2 separate regions of the Homo sapiens genome follow, and region 2 is linked to region 1. The links are chromatin loops, found by intact Hi-C in ENCODE. Cell type or tissue: ascending aorta. All regions are shown on one strand. Links, peaks and the distances in the headings refer to the core of each region. The heading gives the core; the rest is flanking DNA.

Region 1 (5,388 bases), core at 250-5,249:
TAATCCCTAGTCCCTGTTCCTCCTGCTAAATCATCTTTCATTTCTCTGCCTGATCCACTTTTGAGAAATTGAACCCGTTAGGGCATCCCCTAGAGAGGCCCTCCTCTCTTGTCCTGTTGGCTGTGGTTAGAGAACACTGAGGAGGCAGCCCACTGCTGAGAGTGCCTCCTCTCTCTCTGGGATTTTTCTGGCAGACCCAGCTGGCCGATGATAGTCCCTCTCCAGACTGTGGTCCAAGGACCCCATTCTGGCCGCCATTCTCACCAGTTATTACAGTAAATTAGTTGAGGGAAAATAAGATTTAGAGGACTCCCTTGCACTATGAGATGGCTTTCTCTCCATATGCTACTTAAAGAACCAAAAAACATCTCATGGTGGTTTTTGGCCATGTCTTCTCCAGCTCGTCGTCATTTCTCTTTTGGGGCTGGCATGATATTTTGTTTTCTTTCTGCAGAGCCTTTTTGGGAGCCTGGTAACTGGTCACATTGTTCTGCCACCTGTGGTCATTTGGGAGCCCGCATTCAGAGACCCCAGTGTGTGATGGCCAATGGGCAGGAAGTGAGTGAGGCCCTGTGTGATCACCTCCAGAAGCCACTGGCTGGGTTTGAGCCCTGTAACATCCGGGACTGCCCAGCGAGGTAAGTGAAGTCACTCTTTGTATCTCATCAACACCAAGTTTTTGTTTGTTTTGAAAGGTGCAGTGATTTGGACATAATAATTCAATAGCTAAGTTTTTTTTATCACTTACTGTATACTAGGCATCCTGCTAAGTGCTTTACATGGATCACAGTGTCCTGTGAGGTAGATGTTGTTAATTTCCTGTTTCGTAGATGGGGAAACTCCCCTAGGCCATACAGTTATAAGGACCAGGATTCAAATGGTGATAGTCTGATTTTAGAGCCCCTGCTCTCAATCACTAACCAAACCTGCTTCCTGCACACACAATCCTGTCAGTTCTTTAAGACTTTAGTGAGGCTAATTTCTTGGGTTTACTTAGGAGATAATTCAGTGGGCCAGAATCACCAGAGGCACTAGTGAAAAACACAGTTCTCTAGACTTGATCCCTGGAGGTAAAACCATTAATAAGCTTTCTAAGCAATAGGTAATACAAATCAGTAATTTTTAAATGTCCAAAATCAAATTCATGGTCTCCAGCAAACTTACTCCATCCCCAGTATTTCAGATCTTGATGACTACATCCTAGATGCCCCTCTTTCTCTCACTTCCATCCATTCTTGTCCATTTCCACTGTTACCACTAAAGTCCAAGCCGTCATTTTTTCTTACATGGACTACTCCAGGAGTCTTCTGGTTCTTATCTCCCTCTCTGGAGTACTTTGTCCACTCTCTAAGAATAAAGATATTTGAAACAAATTCATCATGATGGTTCTCTTAGTTTCATTAGGTTTCTACCTCTGCAAATAAAAATATCGACTTCACAAGATGATCTTGAAAATTAAATGAAAAATTGATTATAAAGTGTCTAACTCAGTACCTGTCACCTGGGAGGTTCTCAGTAAATATATCTACTTTTAAAAAATTATTTTTAAATAAGCTGTAATCCTGAGTGTCCAACTAAAAATATATTTTACATTTTTGCTTTGCAAATGATGCCATGTGCAATTTACACATTTATCTTAGGACAAAGGCCAAAATTCCCAGCACTGGGGTTGTGACTATCTTGTACATCTTTTTATCTCATGTTTGAAACAGTGCCTAGCAATAGTAGGTGCTTAGTAAATATTTGCTGACTGACTGAGTAAATGAGTGGAAGAATTGAAGTCCCTTCATATTTGGGCCTTGGGCTATCTCTTTTATCGCTTGTCTCTCCCACACTGGTTATTTGATCTCCTTCCATGCTGGTCTTTTTTTGTCCCTTAGATATACTATTCTGTTTCCTGACTCAGAGGCTTTGTGCATACTTCTCCCTCTGCCTAGGACACTGTCCCCTCTCTCTTCACTTAATCATTTCTGTTCATCTATATATACCTCAATACATGCTCAGGGAAACCATCCCTGAACTTAGCCCTCCAAAGTAAATCACGCCTTATGTTATATGATTTTTATATGTCCTTATCATTCTTCATAATTCTTACCACAATTGTCTGTCTTGCTCTCCCACTAGACCGTAAATTCTATGGGGAGTAAATCCACAGGTATTTTGCTCAATAATTTATTCCTAGCACTTAGCACAATGTCTGCTGCATCATATACTCCCTATAAATATTTATGAAATCAATGAATGAATGATTACAACACAGACCCTAGCAGATAGTTGACCAAATAGTACCAAAATCCATAGTAAAAACAATTAACAAATAAAAAAGCATTTGTTGAGTACAAACCAATGAAGAAGATACTAACATTTTACTGATGAGAAACTGGAGAAATGTTTAATGTTATATAGCTCACTGCCCTTGGGCAGATGTCCACACTAGATCCAGTCTCTAAGAGTGCCTTGGAGGAGAGTGGGAGGCAGGGTCACAGTGTAAAGCAAAATAGGTTCCTTAGGACATGTTCTTAGGAGGGTTATCAATATTGCAGGCACCCTAACTGATAGGTCTTCCAGTACCCTTTGTAATTCTCAAAAGGAAGATCTCATGTTAAGGTCATCCCTCAGAAAGCAGCAAACTCATGCTTCAGTAACTTGGAGTAACCTGATTGAGAAAGCTGTTTTATGGCATTTCTTGATTTTCAAAACGCGGAGAGAATCCACATTGGGAAATCTGTCAGCAGTCTTGTTTCTCGAATATTCTAAAACCTTTGCACACTCCTAGGATAAACAGTCCCACACTTTCATACCTAGAAGAGACCATAGAGATCATCTAATCCCAGATCCCTCTACATCAAGGCTTCTCATCATTTCTGTGCCACAGCTCCCTCTGGTGGTTTGGAGAAGCCTGTGGATACCGTCTCAGAACCAGGTTTTTGAATATGTAAAATAAAATACATTTGATTACAATGGAAACCAATTATATTGAAGTTCACTTAGTGAAATATTTTTAAAGATCTGATATATCGCCGGGCGCAGTGGCTCACGCCTGTAATCTCAGCACTTTGGGAGGCCGAGGCGGGCGGATCACGAGGTCAGGAGATCAAGAACATCTTGGCTAACACGGTGAAACCCCGTCCCTACTAAAAATACAAAAAAATCAGCCGGCCATGGTGGCAGGCACCTGTAGTCCCAGCTACTCGGGAGGCTGAGGCAGGAGAATGGCGTGAACCCGGGAGGCAATGGTTGGAGTGAGCCGAGGTTGCGCCACTGCACTCCAGCCTGGGCGACAGAATGAGACTCCGTCTCACAACAAACAAACAAACATACAAGATCTGATATAGATTTACTTCTCTATTAACACAAAAAATAACAAGATATAGTTGTGCTTTAATTTTAATATGGTGATGAATATAAATGATATTTTGAGATACCTGTCATAATGTAATGTGTAAATATCTATGATTTCTATTGGTAACAAAATCACAGGTATTATTAATGCTACTGTACTTGTGGCCTATGTTTCTATAATTGAAGGAAATATTAAATTTCAGTTAGAGCTTAGTGACAATGAAGACGGAATTCTTTTTCCATCCAAGTATGTGGTTTCCTTGGATAACCATGGACATCATGTTAGAAACCCCTGCTCTGCAGTCTCCCAACAGCATCTTTGTCCCAACAGACAAAGCACTCAATATCTCAAAGGTGTCCAGCTCCAAGTTCAGTCTCCTATAATCATTAAAGCATGAACTTTAGAGTCAGATAAATCTAGAATCCAATCCCAGCTCTGCTGGCAGGTTAGTCATGTGGTCATAGCTAAGTTATTCAGTTCAGTGGACATCCGTTTCTTTTCTACAAGAATGGGAATAACATGAGAATTATACAAGCTAACATGTAAGTATCTTGCAGGGTAAACAACACTTAGATGCTGGAAATATATTTTCTTCATTTTAGTTTCAGTGAGTTGAACTCCACCTTTTGGAAATTTCCTCCTAAATTTGCCCCAGCTTTACCCTCTAGGGCCACACAAGTAACAGCTCTTCATAAACCTGAAGACAGCTGTACCCCATTCCTAAAGTAGTCATCTCTACATGATGACACTGTTTCTCCCGAGTTAAAGAAGGTCTGAGAAAAAGGCTGGGAGTCATCTGTGCTGCTTCCCATTCCCATAGAGACATGTGACAGCCTAAGATAGCCATGGTGTTGGGATCAGCTTTTTCCTTTGATGAGACGCCCCCTCTAAGATCTGGCATACCAGTCCTTACTAAAGTCCTGTAGTTTTTGTTCCTAGGTGGTTCACAAGTGTGTGGTCACAGTGCTCTGTGTCTTGCGGTGAAGGATACCACAGTCGGCAGGTGACGTGCAAGCGGACAAAAGCCAATGGAACTGTGCAGGTGGTGTCTCCAAGAGCATGTGCCCCTAAAGACCGGCCTCTGGGAAGAAAACCATGTTTTGGTCATCCATGTGTTCAGTGGGAACCAGGGAACCGGGTAAAGCTAACACATCTAGTTTGTGGACAGCACTATCTGTCCACACAGATAGTGTGATAATAATCACCTTGTTTCCAATAAACTACTTTTGGGGCGGGGGGCAGGAATCTGACTGGTCTCTGAAATGAATGTATGTCTTTGACCTCAAGGTTTACATTTAGAAATCATAGTATCTCTGTCTTCCAGTACAAAAGTGAACCAAGTTTGGGTTCTTTGAATGCAGTGATGCCATAACAGAAGCTCCAAGTTAGACCAGTTTAGGGCAGTAAGAATAAAAGTAGCCTTCAGGAAAATGAGGAGGGGAACATTAGTGGTATCTGCACAAAAGCCTCAGAATCTTCATCCCAAATGCCACCTTTGATAATGTTATAATAAAAATACTTAGGAAAAAGTTTAATGTGTAGGAACCCATAAATAAAAATATAACACATTATTGAAACACATAAAAGTTGAGCAAATAAAAGACTTATTATACTCCTGAATGGAAAATCTCAGTACTACGAAGATGTCGATTTCCTTAAATGAATATATGCACGTAATACAATTCCTATTAACATCATAGTAGAACTTTTTGTGGAATTAAAGATAATTCTGGCATTCACATGGGAGATAATATGACAATAAAGACATAAATTTTTATTTTAAAAAAGTATTGGAGGTATAGAGAGACTTTCCTCATCCTATGTCAGAGCATGATGCAAAACTGTCATGAGTAAAATAGTACAGCATTAGTGCAGAAGAGACACAGGTTATGGTGTATAATCAGAGCTCAGAAACGGACCAGATTGACTTTAACATTTAAAGGCAGTTAATCATAGGAGAAAACATTGTTTTAAAAATAGAAGATATAAAACTACAAAATATTTTTCAAAGAAACTAAAGAAGATCTAAATAAATGGAAAGCTGT
Region 2 (5,388 bases), core at 113-5,112, 120 kb before region 1:
TCACCTACAATCCTGTAAGGGAAGGAGTCTATAGAAAGAAAAGGGTTTGAGGCACTTGAGAGAGAGAGTGTGTAGTTGTCACAGAAGGAAGGTCACAGAGTCCTTTGTCTAGAATGATGGGTCCTACCAAGATCTTTTGCTTTCAAAACACAGTTAGATGATAGTTGATAATGCTTCTGTATGTCCTCTTTTGGGTAATAGGGTTGCAGTCCGTCCAGTTCCCCAAACTAGAAGCCTGGATTCTTTCTTGGCTCCTTCTCATTCTTCTCTGATGTGTAATTAGCCACTGAGTTGTGCCGACTATATTTACTAAAATCTTTCTTGGTTCCAGCTCCTCCTTTCCATCCAAACTACCATCCTTGTACAGGTCCTGAAATCAGTTCCCAGGACACCTACAACAGCTTTCTAATTTGCTCCTGAATTGCTTCCCTCAAATCCACCCCTACACAACACAGCCACCAGAGTAGTCTATCTAGGTAGGGCACAAGTCTAATTCTTTTTGTTTTGTTGAAACAGAGTCTCACTCTGTTGCCCAGGCTGGAGTGCAGTGGCGTGATCTCTGCTCACTGCAACCTCCGCCTTCCGGGTTCAAGCGATTCTCCTGCCTCAGCCTCCTGAGTAGCTGGGATTACAGGCATGTGCCACCATGTCAGGCTAATTTTTTGTATTTTTAATACAGACAGGGTTTCACCATGTTAGCCAGGATGGTCTCGATCTCCTGAGCTCGTGATCCACCCGCCTCAGCCCCACAAAGTGCTGGGATTACAGGTGTGAGCCACCGCACCTGGCCAAGTCTAATTCTTTCTTTGCAATGTTCAGAATATCCAAATGTCTCCCCATCACTCAAAGATGTATGTGGGTTCATATGCCCAATGGGACTTGGCAGGGTATTACCTTTCCTGGTCCCCAGCCTCATGTCTGGCCACCTCCTTTTTTTTGCCTTGAGTGGGATGCTCCAGCCACACTGACTTGCGGGCTGTTTCTTGCCCACAGCAAGCTGCCTCTTGCCTCCTCTTTAATTACACTCCCCTCTTAATTGGGAGTGGCCCCACCTGTTAAGTCTTTTTCTGTAACTTTCTTTTTAATCATAGGAAATTGCAAACCTATTTAAAAGAGGAGAAAACAGTGTAATGAACCCCCATGTCATGTTCATAACCCAGTATCAACAATTATCAACCCAGGGCCACCCTTGTTTCATCGAAACCATCACCACTGCCACTACCCCCTGATCATTTTTGAAGCAAACACAGACAGCACATCATTTCATTCATAATTATGTATCTCAAAAAGAAGTCTTTAAAAAATAATCAAAATACCATTTTTGAAATGCTATCCTCAATACTTCTATCAGAATCACCCGTGGTGCTTTTTAAAATGTGGTGATTTCCAGGCCCCACTGAGTCAGATACTGTAGGAGTGGGGCTCCATCACCAACATTTTCTTTTTCTTTCGGCTGCCAGATCTTTTTTTTTTTTTTTATCATGGTGAGAGATACACAACACAAAACTTACCATTTTAACCATTTGAAAGTGTACAGTTCAGTGGCATTAAGCACACTCACATTGTTGTGCACCCATCACCACCTCCCATCTCTCAAATTTTCTCATCACCCCCCAACATAAGCTCTGTTCACCTTCAGCAATAACTCCCTACTCCCTCCCACTAGACTCTAGTAACCTCTATTCTATTTTCTGTCTCTCTTTCATTCACCAGCATTTTAAACAAATACCCCAGGTAACTTTGGCAGGGGAGTGGGCATATCCAAGTTTGGGAACCACTGGATCCGATCGTCCCTAAGGTCCCTTTAAAGTTCAGAAAATACTGTTTACTTTATTGAATTAGAAAAGGGGGATATCAGCCGGGCGCAGTGGCTCACGCCTATAATCCCAGCACTTTGGAAGGCTGAGGTGGGTGTATCACTTGAACTCAGGAGTTCGAGACCAGGCTGGCCAACATGGTAAAACCCTGTCTCTACTAAAAATACAAAAATTAGCCGGGTGTGGTGGTACATGCTTGTAGTCCCAGCTACTCGGGAGGCTAAGGCAGGAAAATTGCTTCATCTCGGGAGGCAGAGGTTGCAGTGAGCTGAGATCCTGCTACTGCTCTCCAGCCTGGGTGACAGTGCCAGACTCCACATCAAAAAAAAAAAAAAAAAAAAAAAAAAAGAAAAAAGAAAGAAAGAAAGAAAGAAAAGGAGCTACAGTGAGGTTCAGGCCCCATATTCATTCCAAGCCTGCCTTTTCTGTCAGCCCCACCTGACTTTGCTAGGGGTTTCTTCCTCCTCGTATTCACAGAGCAAAGCCAAAAGGTTCTTTACTCCTGAAGGACACCACCCTTTCTTCCCCCGTGTTGAAGACTGAGCAGACAGCACCTGTTCCCTGGCCCAAGCAGCTGCCTCTTCCCACCTTCTGCCATCTCTCCCTCTGTGGTCGCTCTGCAATTTTCCTGCATAATTCACACTGCCTGGCAGTTTCTGGCCTGGTCCTGGCCATCTAGTGTGAAGTTTATATTTTCCTGCCACCACTTCTGACTCTATTCATTCCCTCGATTTCCAAACAAAACCGCAACATATCTCAGCTTCCAGTGCATCCTTTTATTACCACTGTCTTTTGTGGTTTGGGGATGCTTGCTTGTTGACAGTGAAGGAGAGGATGAACGCAGCTGTATTTTACATCCCTCCAGTAGAGCCTGCCAAGCCAGCCTGAAGGAGATAAATATTTCTGCCTCTGTGGTTTACCATGGCTCGAGTTCTGAATTTACATAGGGAGCGGATGTTCAAAAGGCTTTTTTGCTTTTTTTAAAATTAGGAAAATAAAAATTATAGTGTATAAATCTAAGCCAAGGGAACTGCAGTACTGACCTTCTTAGCTTTCAGCTGTGGAATGTGTTGACAGTTGATATGGTTCATTGGTTCATGGTTGTTTTAAAATTCCTCCCTGGAGCCTCTTCGTTTGTTTCTGTGGGATTCTTAACACTTCAGCAAACTTGTTGCCCTCGCTGTCGTTTTTCATATACAAAAACTAAGGAAATAGGGTGGACTTAGTTAGCACACCTTGTATGTTTCCTTCACTGCTGACTTAAATTCTCCATTTGTGGAGATTATATTTGCTAATGTCAAATTAGGTGACATTTCAGGAATCTGTTTTTCTAACAACAACAATGATAACAACAACTAATATTGAGGAGTGCTTTGTGCCAGACCTTGTTCTGAGTGTTCTACGTGGATTAAGTTGTTTAATGCTCACAACAACCCTATGAGGAGGTGCTATTCTTATTTTCATTTTGGGGCTGAGGAAACAGGCGTAGAAACATAAAGGAATTGTTTTGGAGATATTAAGTGGTGGACAGTGATTCTATGGCACGTAAGACTAGAAAGAGCTGCAGTTTCGTGTCAGATGTCCTGAATTCAAGTTTCACCCATCCTTGGGTTTATCTAATGGAGTAGACAGAGAAGTGAGTGACTGCATGATGGTATTGTAAGGTTGCAATGCATTATAATTACGTTATGGTGTTATTCGGGATCAGGGATGGTTTCCGGAAATAGATGGTACATGAACTGAGATCCTAGAGTGTCCTACAATGTCAGAAGAGCAGCATGTCAGGTATTTGGAATAGAGGCTTGTGTGCAGGCTCACTGGCCCATGTAGGCCACGCAGGTTGCTAAGGTGGTCTGAGGTGGGTGAGGGGCGAGGAGGATGGGCCCGGGGAGCAGTAATGGCAGCAAGGATGCAGCTGGAGGAGCCAGCAAGTCTTGAGGGTCTTCCATGGTTCACTAAGGAGCTTGGACTTTATCAGGAGGCTGTGGGAGCCATGTAAGGATTTTAACCAGAAAAGTGACATAATCTCAATTACATTTTTGAAAGATCCCTCTGGTGGTCTGCAGTTTATTTCCAATTATTCACAATGATAAATAAAACTGCAGCGAATTCCAAATTGCACATCTCTAATTGTCTCATTGGACATATTTTCTGGCGTGGAATTTCTGGGCCAGGGATAAGCATTTAATTTCTACTGTCAAATTTCCTTTTAGAGAGAAATCAGTGCTGGCTTCTCTCGCCAGCAGCAGTACTCCAGCTTGCCTTTTTCCCCATACGTTCATCAAAATCAGGAGATTATCTTTTTTTTTTTAAATGTTATTTTGTAGTTTTTTTTATGGTTCATGTTTTGCACTTAACTTTGATCCATGGGAAATTTACTTTCACATGTAATATGTAATCTCAATCTAACAATTTTTTCCAAGTAATTAACCAACTGCCCCTAGCACTATCTGTTGAGTAAACTACCCACTTTGGTTTTAAAATGACGTCATTGTACAAATAATACTCCAGTGCCAGTACCATATTATTTGAATTACTGTGTCTTTTAAATACTTTTTTCTATTAAACTGTGCAAGTACTCTGTAATTGTTATTCCTTTTAAAAATGTTCTTGATTGTTCTCACCTAACCTTACATAAAACTTTAGAGTTGTATTGTCTGTTTCCAACTTCCCCCCCAAAAAATTGCTTCAGCCGTTTGGCTCAGAACTGCATTTTTTCTAAATTAATTAGGGGAGAATAAACATCTTTCTAATTTTGAGTCTTCCCATTCAGGGGCATGTGGTCTCTCCATTTATTCAGGTTTTTAGGCTTAGAATCCCCTGAGTATTTTATACCTCAGTTTTCCTCATCTGTAAAATCAGGAAAATAATGATATTTATGCATAAGGTCATGGCGAGAATTATATTAAATAATACATGTAATATGCTTAGCATAGTGCCTGGCAGCTAACAGTAAATGTGGTTGAATTCTGGGAAAACTGGTAATTTTAGTATATGTATCTATATATTTATATAGTGCCACACACCACACACACACACACACACACACACACACACACACACACACACACACACACACACAGAGTTATGGGCTACTTTATTGAACTGTTTTGGTTTTTTCCAAAATTTTTCAGTTAATTTTAGTACTTTTCATAGCTATGTCATTTTCAAATATGATAATTTTGTCTATTATGTTTATTCTTTCCTAATATTTATACCTGCTTTTTTGCTCTTCCACTATATTTTCATTTGTATTTTTCTTATCTCATTTTGTTTATTCTTTTACTTTTTACATATCTGAAGTCATTCTGTGTTATTTGTATTATCTGTAGGTTTTAAAATTACCAGCTGGGTGCAGTGGCAGGCACCTGTAGTCCCAGCTATTGGGGAGGCTGAGGTGAGAGGCTCACTTGGTTGAGCCCCAGAGTTCAAGGCTGCATTGAGCCGTGATCACACCACTGCACTCCAGCCTGGGTGACAGAGCAAGACCCTGTCTCTGGGAAAAAAAAAAAAAAAAAAAGAGAGAGTCTATTTTTAAAAGGAAAGTTTAATCCATTTAAATAGATTTTTT

The links. A loop is a pair of places that touch in the nucleus more often than their neighbours do. Peaks named below come from ENCODE experiments on the same cell type or tissue, not always from the same donor. Only the 100,000 strongest peaks of a DNase experiment are listed, where the experiment ranks them.
Region 2: it touches region 1 in a loop (2.3-fold over the local background); 1 of 110 quality-filtered maps calls a loop at or near these places.

The regions. Positions count from the first base shown.
Region 1 is chr15:84,020,956-84,026,343 of GRCh38, forward strand. ADAMTSL3 (ADAMTS like 3) reads left to right here. Exons shown (of 30, transcript NM_207517.3): 26 at 455-638; 27 at 4,283-4,481. Among named protein-coding and RNA genes, the nearest start is that of GOLGA6L4, 210 kb to the right of the region's middle. RefSeq lists an enhancer at 1,469-1,638. In ascending aorta, for the core only: a CTCF peak has its summit at 2,895 (motif pointing left); no DNase peak of the experiment used is centred there.
Region 2 is chr15:83,901,780-83,907,167 of GRCh38, forward strand. All of the region lies in intron 15 of ADAMTSL3 (ADAMTS like 3), which reads left to right. Among named protein-coding and RNA genes, the nearest start is that of ADAMTSL3, 250 kb to the left of the region's middle. In ascending aorta, for the core only: no CTCF peak of the experiment used is centred there; no DNase peak of the experiment used is centred there; H3K27ac peaks cover 811 bases.